Regions from separate parts of the Homo sapiens genome. Here region 2 is linked to region 1. Evidence: read pairs that join two places in POLR2A ChIA-PET (ENCODE). Cell type or tissue: MCF 10A. All regions are shown on one strand. Each heading gives the region's core, and the rest is flanking DNA. Links, peaks and the distances in the headings are about the cores only.

Evidence for each region. Peaks named below come from ENCODE experiments on the same cell type or tissue, not always from the same donor. Only the 100,000 strongest peaks of a DNase experiment are listed, where the experiment ranks them.
Region 2: POLR2A ChIA-PET joins it to region 1 with 5 read pairs; 4 of 35 experiments call an interaction of 5 or more read pairs at or near these places.

The regions. Positions count from the first base shown.
Region 1 is chr22:31,947,773-31,955,606 of GRCh38, reverse strand. The region is part of intron 1 of YWHAH (tyrosine 3-monooxygenase/tryptophan 5-monooxygenase activation protein eta); the gene reads right to left. It overlaps LOC124905158 (small nucleolar RNA U13), which reads right to left and starts at 2,203; the gene lies at 2,101-2,203. It overlaps LOC124900477 (a long non-coding RNA gene), which reads right to left. Exons shown (of 3, transcript XR_007068065.1): 3 at 6,455-7,834. In MCF 10A, for the core only: no CTCF peak of the experiment used is centred there; a DNase peak (open chromatin) is centred at 2,906.
Region 2 is chr22:31,643,439-31,648,881 of GRCh38, reverse strand. PISD (phosphatidylserine decarboxylase) reads left to right here. Exons shown (of 8, transcript NM_001326411.2): 3 at 606-781. Among named protein-coding and RNA genes, the nearest start is that of PISD, 16 kb to the left of the region's middle. RefSeq lists enhancers at 2,164-2,273, 2,284-2,333, 1,347-2,546. In MCF 10A, for the core only: no CTCF peak of the experiment used is centred there; a DNase peak (open chromatin) is centred at 2,101.

The sequences.
Region 1 (7,834 bases), core at 502-5,501:
GCTGGGCGTGGTGGCACGCGCTTGTAGTCCCAGCTACTTGGGAGGCTGAGGCAAGAGAAACTCTTGAACCCGGAGGTTGCAGTGAGCCCAGATCGTGCCACTGCACTCCAGCCTAGCTAGCGACAGAGCAAGCCTCCGTCTCAAAAGAAAAAAAAAAAAAAAAAAAAGATACTCTGAACAGTAAGATCGTACGGTCCCTTTGTCAAATGTTCAAAGACAACAGACTGGAAGTGTTCCAGACTCTGCTTCCAGCTTTATACTCTGGAAAGAACCAACCACTCCTCAAATACACATTAACAGATGGTGGGGCTTCACAGATCAGATGGAACATCACACAGATCCAGTGGCCAGAGCTTCGCCCTGTGTGGCTACACATGGAACCCTAACTGATACTCCCAGCCCTCTCCCAAACCAAAATGAAGAACAATTCATAAGTGACATGAAAGTACCCCCAGCTCCTAGTGAAAGGAAGCACAGCTACTCAGCAGGAAGTTGTACTCTGACCTACCTCACAGGAAACTCTGGTCATCAAGGATGGAAGCATCAATTATTTTAAGTGGAAGAGTTAAATTTCACAAGCTTTAACTTCCCTTAGTTCTCCATGATGCCAACTACAAGTGAACTAGCTATGCAGTTAGTAGGAAGAGCATTATTAGACTTTGCAGTGGTTGAACTGTATCCCCCGCCAAAAGATACGCTGAAGTTCTGACCCTAGGTTCCTGTGAATGTGAGCTTATTTGGAAATAGGGTCTTTGCAGATGTAATTAGTTAAGATGAAGTCATACTGGACATTAGGGTGTGCCCTAAGTGCAATTACAGGTGTCCTTATAAGGATAGTGAGATTTTGACACACACACAGGAAGAATGCCATGTGACAGTGGAGGCAAAGACTGGAGTGACGCATCTACAAGCCAAGGAACACCAAGGGTTGCCAGAAGCCACCAGAAGCTGGGAGAGTGCCTAGGAAGGATTCTTCCCTAGAGCCTTCAGAGGGAGCGTGGCCTGCCTACACCTCACTTTCAAACTTCTAGCGTCCAGAACTATGAGAGAATACATTTATTATTTTAAACTATCCAGTTTGTCGTACTAGGTTCAGCACCCCCTAGGAAACTAACAGAGTTTCCTAACAAGAGTTCCTAACAGAGTTGCTAACAGAGTTGGTCTGGGCCCAAGCAAAGAAAATGACTTCCTAAATTGACCCAGGACATTTCACAAGCCCTTAAAAGATGGTGTGTCGTCTAAAGTAGAGGGATTCCTTAATATGACCTACTGGTAAAGGTCTTTAATTTTATTAAATCAGTCTCTGCTTATCCAAAAGGTCTTTAATTTCAATAATGAAAAAAAAGAAAGCAAAGCACTTAGGAAACCATAAAACACTAAACAAAAAAGGTATTACTTAAACCAATCTGTAAGGACAGAACCTCCAGAGGGAAAAGGCCAAGTTCATTGGGGAAAGTTATCAATAGCATATTCAAATAGACACACTTAAAATGGATTGAGAAGACTGAGCAGTGGAGTATCAGAAATCATGAACAATGATGGTTTATTTGGGGAATTAGTGGTTCAAGGACATAAGCAGCAAGTGTAATCATTATTACAGGTAAAAATCAGAAAACGTGCCAAGTTCTCACAAAGTAAAACAAGCAATTGTCTGAGTCCTCCCTACCCCCAAGCCCCAGACAAAATAAAAATACCAGCTCACTCTTAATTTCTCCATTTCCCTGTCCCCAGGACCCCTACTCTTCTGCTACAAACCCTTAACACAGGCAAAGTCTCTCCTTTGCCTACCCACTTCTTTCTTCAGTGTGGTCTTTGGCTAACAGCTATCCTGACCATTCCCCAGGGGTGCTGCCTCCACTCTGGTCAAGCCAGGGTTCTCATTATTCATCCTCACATATTCATTAGTAGTCTCCATACCTCTCACTGTGATCTGCCCCAGTCTACCATGAATCTACAATCCATGCTCCCCTTAAATCCAGCTGAACACCTATAACCCCACTAGTTTCCTCCTCCAGTAAGTGCCTTTAAACACTTACATACATTTTCTTACGGAAAATAGAGACTTTGTAAATATTTAATAACTTAGTCTTTTTTTGCCCACATCAGAGGGTCACATGTCTATGTTGTAACAAGGTTTGAGGGTGGCACATCTCACACCTGCATGTCAAAACCCAATCATCACACTTATGAACTACAAAAAGATGAGTAACTACTTAGTCTTTTAACGAACAACACTTCTGAATCAAAATTCCATCCCAAATATTCTGATAAATTTCAGAATGCTTGAATCCTCTAGAATGACTTGCGTTTCTAGAGCAATATTCAATAAAACAAAGCATAAGGCAACAACAGAATTTGGAGAGCTCCTTTCATCTTGTAGTAATTAAACTAAGGCCATTTGGCATTAAAATACAAATAATATCCATAAGGAGTCACAATATACTTCCTCCTGTGACTAACAAAGCTGCTTCTGTGAAACTGGCAAAGATACACCAAGGTAACTTCCCAGAGTATATCATTTAAAGTGAGTACAAATCTGAAATACATGTATGTATAATACAGAATGCTTGCATAACACAAAAGGCGGTATAATTATTAAACCCAAGACATCTGAAGTTTAGTCTGAGCTAGCTATGTGACCTTAAACAAATCACAACCTTTTTGGACATCCAAAGTAAAATAAGCAGGATTAGCCCAAATGATCTCCAAGGCCTCCTTCAGCTCCAATGTTCCATGATTTCGTTTTTCCTGTGCACCAATAAAAGGTGTGGCAGGGCTTCCTACTAACGTGAAGTTTGGGTGTATCTGTAAGCATATTCTTTCTCCATCAGGAATAAGCTGCCAAAAAAGGCTACTGGGCAGTATTTATGATGACACCTTCACAAGAAAAATCATTTACTGGGAGTATTAGTGTTTATGTAAAAATCATCTGGTTGCCTGCCAGTCTGAATGAATCACTATCAGCATTAGCTGAGGGTGACTAACATATCTCAGCAAGCAAATATTGTTCCTAATACCCCAGCCAGAGCCTAACTAGGAAATAACTGGATACATTTAAATACAGTATTTTTTAATACTCCTGGGTTATAATTCAGTTAACAAAAGGAAACATGAAATGAAGATGGCTTACTACTTGACCAGATAACTAAAGAAAACTGAGTTTTTCCCAGACTGGAAAATTATAGACCCATGTAAAATCAGACAGTCCATTAAAACAAAAAGATGGATAGCCAATCTTGATGGATGATACTTAGCACCAGTTCCCAACACTTCAAATACCAAAATACAGGAGCCAGGAGAACTAATGAAAAGTTCAGTCATAAACTGTACTGAGAGGCAAACACCGGGTGGCAACACAGAGTAATGGATGCTCTCCAGGCCCCGACCATGCTACCTAAGATCATCTGCAAAATCTAATGAAATCACATTTGCTGCATCTCCACAAATCAGGAACATGAAGCAACAACAAGACAGAATTTTACAGACAGGCCTAGACAATAGTTTTCAGCCTCTTTCCGCTCTAACACCAAGATTACAACAGTCATTTCTGCCACACGGCACCTTCCCTCAGTGTAGCCACACTAGGCACTGAGTCTTCACCGGGCCACAAACCAGGGGTTTCGCCACCCCTGCTCACAGCCTCTCTGCTTTCTAGGTGTCCTGCCTGCCTTCCCACCCTCTGTAATCCTACTTACACCCTTCCTGAAGGACAACCTTAAACTGATGGGCTCTTCCCATGCACAAAGGCCCTCCTCTCCATTTCTTTTAAGGATTGGACTTCCCTGTCAGCCAGTTTTACTCACGTCCTGACCAAACAGCCTTTGGCTACACCTAGTCCCCACCCCAGGGCACTCACTTCACACATTTTCTCTGCTCCAGGACTACCCCCAACATTACTAAATGTCAAAAATGACCTGGCCTGCTGATCATTCACTTATCTTCCTATGACACTATTCATTTACCCAAAAACCCCTAAGGGCCTCCACCCACTACTCACAAGGCAAAAAACTATGTGTGTGAGTAAAAATAGATCCACTGCCAAAAACAGTACAGGGACTATTTAGGAAAATTTAAAGTTCTCAATCTGGGAAACATCCAACATCAAAAGTAACACTGAGCAAACAAAAATGCCACCCCCGAGCTGCCAGGCCATAGCTGCCTAAGTTAGGGGTAATGCTACCTCACTCGAATATGCTGCCATCCTTCACAGCTCCACACATGCTATGGGCTCATCCTTTATAGCTACCCACACCTACATGCTATCAACCAGCTTGCTTTTGATATGAGTAAATGATTCTCATGATTAAGTAAACATAACCACATCATAAAACCTTTAAGCTTCTTTGGCAGAAGTGTGTGTGTACGTGTATGTGTGTGTGTCTGTGTGAGAAAAGTCAGTTTGAGGGTTTGAGGGGCCAGGTGTGATGGCTCACACCTGTAATCCCAGCACTTTGGGAGGCCAAGGCAGGCGGATCACTTGAGGCCAGGGAGTACGACACCAACCCAGTCAATATAGAGAAACCCCATCTCTACTAAAAATACAAAAATTAGCTGGGCATGGTGGCGTGCACCTGTAATCCCAGCTACTTGGGTGGGACATGACAATCGCTCGAACCCAGGAGGTGGAAGTTGCAGTGAGCCAGGACTGTGCCACTGCACTCCAGCTTGGGCGACAGAGCAAGACTCTGTCTCAAAAAAACAAAAAATGAGCTAGAGGGATGAAAGCTTGCTGAGCTCTTTCCCAAGTTAATGCTTAGGAAGTGAGGATCTTGCCTGGCCTGCCCCAAGCTGGAAAGATATCCACCAACAGACCAAGTCCTACAGGCCACTGGGCAAGAACATCACCAGCCAGGGTCAGGCTGAGCCCCTTATCCTCACCAGGATGAGGCTGCAATTCTGTAAGACCACAAATAGGCTAAACTTCAAGCTCAGAGCAGGCAAGTTCGGGTAAGTAACATCCACTCTAAGCTAAATTTTAGTCAAATAAAACAGCTACCCTTGTATAGCCAAGAGACTGTTTTTGCCTTGCTTTTGACATAACTGAACATTTTCATGGGGATTGGCAAGGATTAAATACAACACCATCTGAATGGCATTACTGCATGCTACTGTCCCTAGAGGCATCCGAATTGAAGGCTTCAGAAGCTGTGCCAGGTTCGGATCATTGGAAGTGCTAACACTCACCACCGCAGAAGGGAATGCCACTGCAGCCAGGAGTAGGGGCGGGAGGAGCACCAAAATGCTGGGACAGAAGACAAGCTGCCTCCACTTGGACACTAGGAGGAATTTTACCAGCAACCTAGAGACAGAAATTTTGGGGCCTGCATAAAAATATACTAAAGGGTGCAGGGAGAAAAATACATTAAAGGCAATATGGAGAAACAACTGGTGCCAAGAATATGAAATAATTTCTTAAAATACCCCAAATAAAATGTAACATAGTCCTGCACTTCTTAACTCAGGAGAAACTCAAATTCAATACTTTGTTAAGCAAAAAAAAAAAAAAAAAAAAAAAAAAAAAAAAAAAAAAGGCCTCCAAGCCTTCAGAACAAGCAAAATCCAGATATGTGAGTTTCCCTCTTATGTTTCTCTGTTGTAGCTAAAACCCATAAATGGCAGATTGTTCTTAATCGTATTTGGAAAAAAAAAATGACTTGCACCCAACAGATAAAATTATTTGTTTAGTAAGCCCACTTATGAAGAGTTCTTGGATTTCAGTCACCAGTGCTGACAATGGTTAATATACCAGAATGTATACTAGACATATTATCCCTTTGCCTCATGGGGCATTGTTACATAGTGGTTAAAATGAGAGCTCTAAATTTGAGTTTGAATCTTGAATTCACAACTTACTAGCTGTTTGACCATGAGAAAATCAACCTCTGAAAGTCTCATTTGTAAAGGGGAGTAACAGTACCTATCCTGAATTGTTAAACAAGAATGTACACATGGAAGGTGGCGGGCACCTGTAGTCCCAGCTACTTGGGAGGCTGACACAGGAGAATGGCGTGAACCCAGGAGGCGGAGCTTGCAGTGAACCAAGATCCTGCCACTGCACTCCAGCCTGGGTGACAGAGCATGACTCCCCCCCCCACCAAAAAAAAAAGTACACATGGACTAACAGCTACCGTTTACCAAGTGCCTAAAAAGTTAAATAAGTTCTAACCAAGCGCAGTGGCTCACGCCTGTAATCCCAGTACTTTGGGAGGCCGAGGCAGGTGGATAACCTGAGGTCGGGTGTTCAAGACCAGCCTGACCAACATGGAGAAACCCCATCTCTACTAAAAATACAAAATTAGGCGGGCATGGCATGGTGGTGCATGCCTGTAATCCCAGCTACTTGGGAGGCTGAGGCAGGAGAATTGCTTGAACCCGGGAGGCAGAGGTTGCAGAGAGCCGAGATTGCTCCATTGTACTCCAGCCTGGGCAACAAGAGCGAAACTGTCTCAAAAAAAAAAAAAAAAAAAAAAGTAAAATATGTTATATAAACTTGCTAAATGTAACACACACACACATAAAACGTTAGGGGTACCCTCTCCGAAACCGTATTTCTGGAAAAGTGTGACGCTACAGTCTGTCACTGATATAAAATCCCAGACAAAGACCAACTAAAGAAAATCCCCACCAAAGAAAATACATTTTTGGTTTCTTTAAGGGAGTCAGTTCCGGACTGTGGAAGTTCTTCTGGGGATAATTCAGGGACCCAAACCCACATGGGGACTACAGTTTCTATTTCAGTGCAAGAAAGCCACGTAAGCTGTTTGCCCACCTGAAAGGACCTTTTAAATTCAAACTATTACAAGAATAATCCAGAGCCTTCTTCCTTCCTCAAAGACGATTACATTTTAAATGCCCAGTTAGTGGGAAACATAGCTCCCTAGTTTTTACATATTTCAAACTGTAGTATCAATGTGGCTTTAAGATTTCCTACTGGTTGGGTGTGGTAGCTCACTCCTGTAATCCCAGCACTTTAATAGGCTGAGGCAGGAGGACTGCTTGAGGCCAGGAGTTTGAGACCAACTTGGGTACCATATAGAGATCCTGTCTATACAATTTAATAATTAGCTGGGCACGGTGGCATGCATCTGTAGTCCCAGCTGCTCAGGAGGTTCACTTGAGCCCAGGAGCTCAAGGCTACAGTGAATTATGATCGTGCCACGACTGCACTCCAGCCTGGGTTCCAGAACGAGACCATCTCTTTAAGAAAAAAAAAAAAAATACTAATCACACCTCAAAATCCTCCTACTCTCTGTGACACTGATCTGTCTCACCTGGGGCAGTCAGCTGTGCACTTTTACACAGCACCTGCTCATTTCCCCACTTCCCAGAATCTCACAGTTGTTGCAACAACAGCCTTTTGCCAGTGGTTGGGCCAAATGCCCCTCCTCTCCGACTCCTGTTTCCTTAAACTGTAGTTTTGTTTCCTGCACTTAAGATTTCTAGGGAGCCGCTGTGGCTCAGGCCGGTTGCCCTGGCACTCGGGGAGGTGAGGCTACACGTTCGAGGCCAACCTGGTCAACACTGATTAAAAAAAAAAGATTTCTATATATATATTCTGCAGGTACTTTAAACGTGTTTCTGCCCGTTTTCTGTCAACACTGTAATCAACTGGTGTATCAGTGTTAAAACACAATGCTAGCCCAGTAATTTTTACATTTGATAACTTTACAGTTACCATCTATGTTTTAATATAAAATAGATGACTTAGGGCCATAATACATGATGAAATTATGTCTGTCTATGAATATCCACCAGAAATCTATCTGGTTATTTTCCCTCTTTCCTTAAATCACTTAGTCTTCTGGACTAACATTTAATCCCACTTTATAGGTTT
Region 2 (5,443 bases), core at 1-5,000, 310 kb after region 1:
TCTTTGCGATTCAGTGTTTTCATCTATTAATACATTTTGTGACTGCGGTGGCAGTTGAGGTGCATTGTAATTCTATAGGAAAGATGCCTGTCCTGTACGTACTGACAGAATTTGGAGACAGGAGGGTCTGAGTAGTGGCCCAAGGTTGCACCTGCCTGCTAGATATGTTGAGGGTCCAGTCACCTCTACTGAGGGCTTCTTTTTTTTTTTTTTTTGAAATGGAGTCTCGCTCTGTTACCTAGGCTGGAGTGCAGTGGTGCAGTCTCGGCTCACTGCAAGCTCCGCCTCCCAGGTTCACGCCATTCTGCCTCAGCCTCCCGAGTAGCTGGGACTACAGGCGCCCGCCACTGTGCCCGGCTAAGTTTTCTTTTTGTATTTTTAGTAGAGACGGGGTTTCACCGTGGTCTCGATCTCCTGACCTCGTGATCCGCCTGCCTCGGCCTCCCAAAGTGCTGAGATTACAGGCGTGAGCCATGTGCCTGGTCCCCTACTGAGGGCTTCTGAGGTGCGCTGACTTTTCCTGACCCTCCTGTTGGTGCTGTGTTTGCATGACTCTTCCCTATTCCTGTCTCTCAGGCTTGAAATTGTCCTGTTTTTTATTACAGATGCCAGAAAAATCCACACTGCCCCTGCCCGAACCATGTTCCTGCTGCGTCCCCTGCCCATTCTGTTGGTGACAGGCGGCGGGTATGCAGGGTACCGGCAGTATGAGAAGTACAGGGAGCGAGAGCTGGAGAAGCTGGGATTGGAGATTCCACCCAAACTTGCTGGTCACTGGGAGGTAGGAATGAGGTGGAACTGCCTTGGGTTCTCGTCCAGCAAACTTTGTCTGTCACTTTTCCAGTTGTTCCAAAGTTGAAATGTTTGAACAAGTCAAATATGCTTTCTTGGAACTCATGTCTCCAGTAGGTTTTGGCCAGATACAGGAGTTATAACTTTGGTGTCAAGTCAAGCTTGTCTTCTGTTGCCAGACCTTACCCTGGTCTCCCCAAGGGTTCTGAGTAGAAATTTCTTGCTGTTGAAGTCTCAGAGTGTATGTCTTGAATTGGTGCTGACATCCTGGCTGTTCTGCTATTCTTGCCCTTGTTAGTCAGAAGAGGGCTGAAACTATTGAGCTTTTGTGATGTGGATTAGTTCTCACCAGGAACCAGACAGAAATAATCAAATTCCTTTGTCATTATTGCTCAAAATGCTTCCTTCCATCATAGTCACACGATAGGGGCAGCCTGCATTGTTACGGAATGCACGATACGTAATGAAACATCTTGTTCATCTGTGCTTCCCATGTCCCAGGATGATTCCTGACTTAGAGGAGACATTCAGTAAATTGTGAAACTGAATATAAAGGTGTAAGTTTAACAATTGCCTTTTTTTTGCAGCCATAATTTAACAAATAAAAAATCTGAAATATCAAAGGACCAGTAATAGGTCTTAATATTCTGGGCAAAAGAGGGGGTGACAGTTGAGGCTTTGTGATATCTGGAATGCAGTGGTGATCCACTCCATTTTGCTAATCCAGATCAGCTGAATCTATTCTAATAGGACATACGGTGACTGGGGCATTAGGATGCTGAAGGCAAGTCTCAACCATGCTCCGCAGTAGCTGTGTGAACTGGGACATGTCACTTTCTGTCTGGTCTTGTGTCTTTAACAGTAAAACAGCAGGTTGGGTTCGAACATGACTCTGAGATTCCATCCAGCTCTAACAGTTTATCTAGGAGTATTTGCTGCCATTGGCATTACATGCTACATTATAGGTTTCCTTCCAAAATCCTTTTTTGGACTTTAATTTTGACCATTTTCTTCCAATAGAATCTAGTATACAGACTTCACTTGATTTCTAACAGTCCTGTAAAACCGTGACTTAGTCAACTGGCCATACAGATCCAGCTATGGGAGTTACCCTAAGAGATACCTGTCTGCTCTTGCCCTGTATGTCCATGTGCCTACCCTTTGGCCTGTTCGTACGCCTTGGGCTTTGTAATAACCTACCTTAAACAAAAAAAAAAGTTTTCCGGTACTATATCACAAATTCCTTTTGGTGAAGGGTAATTATGTAGTAGGTGAGTCACACTTTCAAAGTATGCTGCCCTCTGTTCCCTGTGGCGTTGCTGGTTTCCCCTGTAAACATCATTTTCCATTAGATTAGTAGATTAGTAAAGTACTTGTAAAGTGTAGGTAGCACGTGACTGTGACTGCATGACCCCCCTCAAGTGTTAAACCCAAGCTGACATCTTTCTGACCTTGGGGATTTTTGAGGCTGACTCACCCTGTGATGAGCTTGCATGCTTTCAAGAAATTCCCACACACTTCAAAGGTTTCCCAAAAGAATATAAATTTGGAAGAAACCTGCCACTTCCAAAATCATAAAAGACCAACGCCAGTAGTTTTTTAGTATCTGCTGTTTATGTAATTGGAGTTATTGCCATACATAGTTTCAGACCTGGAAGATGGTTGTAAAGAGGACAGGGTTGATTAACTCATAAGTCCCAGGGCCTGGAAAGTGACAGGACACTGGAGTACAGTGGCCTAATGCAGTGTGAGATCTCAAAGCACCTATTGGTAAAGAACTGGGCTTAAGTTAGATACTCTTCTTGATTGAATAAAATGGTCACAGAACCACTCCTTGATGTTCTTTTTCTTTTTTTGTAGATATGAGGTCTTGCTCTGTTGCCCAGGCTGGTCTCAAACTCCTGGGCTCAAGCGACCCTCCTGCCTCAGCCTCCCAAAGTGCTGGGATTACAGGTGTGAGCCACTGTACCGGCCACTCCTGGATTTTCAAGTGGGACTCCAACACTTCATTTTATGAGGGGGAAATGGTCTGGACTTGGAGTTGACATTGGAGTTTGAGTATCCCTTATCCAAAATGCTTGGGACTGGAAGTGTTTTGGATTTTTTTTTGGATTTTTCAATATTTGTATATATATATATACTGAGATAACTTGGGGATGTGACCCAAGTCTGAACACAAAATTTATTTATTTTATTTTATTTGTTTTGTTTTTCTTTTCTTTTTTTTTTTTTTTAGATGGAGTCTCACTCTGTTGCCCAGGCTGGAAGGCAATGGCGCAATCTTGGCTCACTGCAACCTCCGCCTCCCCGGTTCAAGCGTCTCCCACCTCAGCCTTCCCAGTAGATGGGATTACAGGCACCTGCCGTTATGCCCAGCTAATTTTTATATTTTTGTAGAGACAGGGTTTCACTGGCCGGGCGCGGTGGCTCATGTCTATAATCCCAGCACTTTGGGAGGCTGAGGCGGGTGGATCACCTGAGGTCAGGAGTTCGAGACAAGCCTGGCCAACATGGTGAAACCCCGCCTCTACTAAAACTAAAAAAAAAAAAAGAGACAGGGTTTCACCATGTTGGCCAGGCTGCTCTCGAACTCCTGACCTCAGGTGATCCGCCCACCTCGGCCTCCCAAAGTGTGTGGATTATAGGTGTGCGCCACTGCGCCCGGCCAATTTATTTATTTATTTGAGGCAGGGCCTTGCTCTGTCACCTAGGGCTGGAGTACAGTGGCATGATCACGGCTCACTGCATCCCTGACCTCCTAGGCTCAAGCCATCCTCCCACCTCAGCCTTCTGGAGTAGCTGGGAATATAAGCGTGTACCATCCTACCTGGCTAATTTGTTTGAATTTTTGTGGAAACAGGGGTCTCATTTATGTTTTAGATATACCTTCTACACATAGCCTGCGGGTAACTTTATATAATACTTTAAATAATTTTCTTCATGAAACAAAGTTTTTTTCTTTTTTTTTTGAGACGGAGTCTCACTCTGTCACCCAGGCTGGAATGCAGTGGCATGATCTCGGCTCACTGCAAGCTCCACCCTTGGGTTCAAGCGATTCTCCTGCCTCAGCCTCCCAAGTAGCTGGGATTACAGGTGCCTATTACTGCGCCAGCTAATTTTTGTATTTTTAGTAGAGACAGGGGTTCACCCTCTTGGCCAGGCTGGTCTTGAACTTGTGACCTCATGATCCACCCGCCTCGGCCTCCGAAAGTGCTAGGATTACAGGCGTGAGCCACCATGCCCGGCCAAAACAAAGTTTTGACTGTGACCTGTCACATGACATCAGATGTGGAATTTTCCACTTGTTGGTGTCATGTCAGCACTCAAAAAGTCTCTGATTTTGGATGTTCAGATTAGGGATACTCAACTATATACGTTTTCAGGAATGGCAACAGGTTAAGAAGGGAGAGTGTTGAATGGCTGTCTGGGGCCTGGTCCTAATCCCACCTCTGGTTCCACCTAATCACTGTCATCACAAATGAAAAATGTGAGATTTTCCAAATGTAGCTGATATCAGAATTGTTGGGGAGCTTTAAAAATTATGAATTTGAGGCTGGGCGTGGTGGCTCATGCCTGTAATCCCAGCACTTTGGGAGGCCGAGGCGGGCGGATCACGAGGTCAGGAGATCGAGACCATCCTGGTTAACATGGTGAAACCCCATCTCTACTAAAAATACAAAAAATTAGCCAGGCATGGTGGCGGGCGCCTGTAATCCCAGCTACTTGGGAGGCTGAGGCAGGAGAATGGCGTGAACCCGGGAGGTGGAGGTTGCAGTGAGCTGAGATCATGCCACTGCACTCCAGCCTGGGTGACAGAGTGAAGACTCCATCTCAAAAAAAAAAAAAAGAAAAAATTATGAATTTGAATTCCTTAACTCCTAGAAATCTACAAAGTTTGGGCTAGGTGCAAGATCTGTGTTTTCCAGGAGCCCTGTAGGTGATTCTGATGATAAGCCAGCTTGAAGAACCAAAGGCAGATGAGCCCTACCTAATGTTCCCTTCAGGGCTACAGTTTTTTGTTTTTGTTTTTGTTTTTTTTTTTGAGACGGAGACTCGCCCTGTCACCCAGGCTGGAGTGCAGTGGCGCAATCTCGGCTCACTGCAACCTCTGCCTCTTGGGTTCAAGCCATTCTCCTGCCTCAGCCTCCTGAGTAGCTGGGATTACAAGTGCCCGCCACCAGGCCTGGCTAATTTTTTGTATTTTTAGTAGAGACGGGGTTTCACCGTGTTAACCAGGATAGTCTCGATCTCCTGACTTCGTGATCTGCCTGCCTTGGCCTCCCAAAGTGCTGGGATTACAGGCATGAGCCACCATGCACAGCCACTAATTTTTGTATTTTTTTGTAGAGATGGGGTTTCACCATGTTGCCCAGGGTGGTTTTGAACTCCTTAGCTCAAGTGATTCACCCACCTTGGCCTCCCAAAGTGCTAGAATTACAGGCATGAGCCACTGTGCCGGGCCAGTTTTAGGTTTTTGTTTTGTTTTGTTTTTCAGAGACAGGGTCTTGCTGTGCTAAGGCTGGAGAGTAGTGGTGTGATCATATCTTGCTACAGCCTTGAACTCCTGGGTTCACATGTTTCTTTCACCTTAGCCTTCCCAGTAGTGGACTGTAGGTATGTGCCACTTCGCCAGGGTAGTTTTATATTTAAG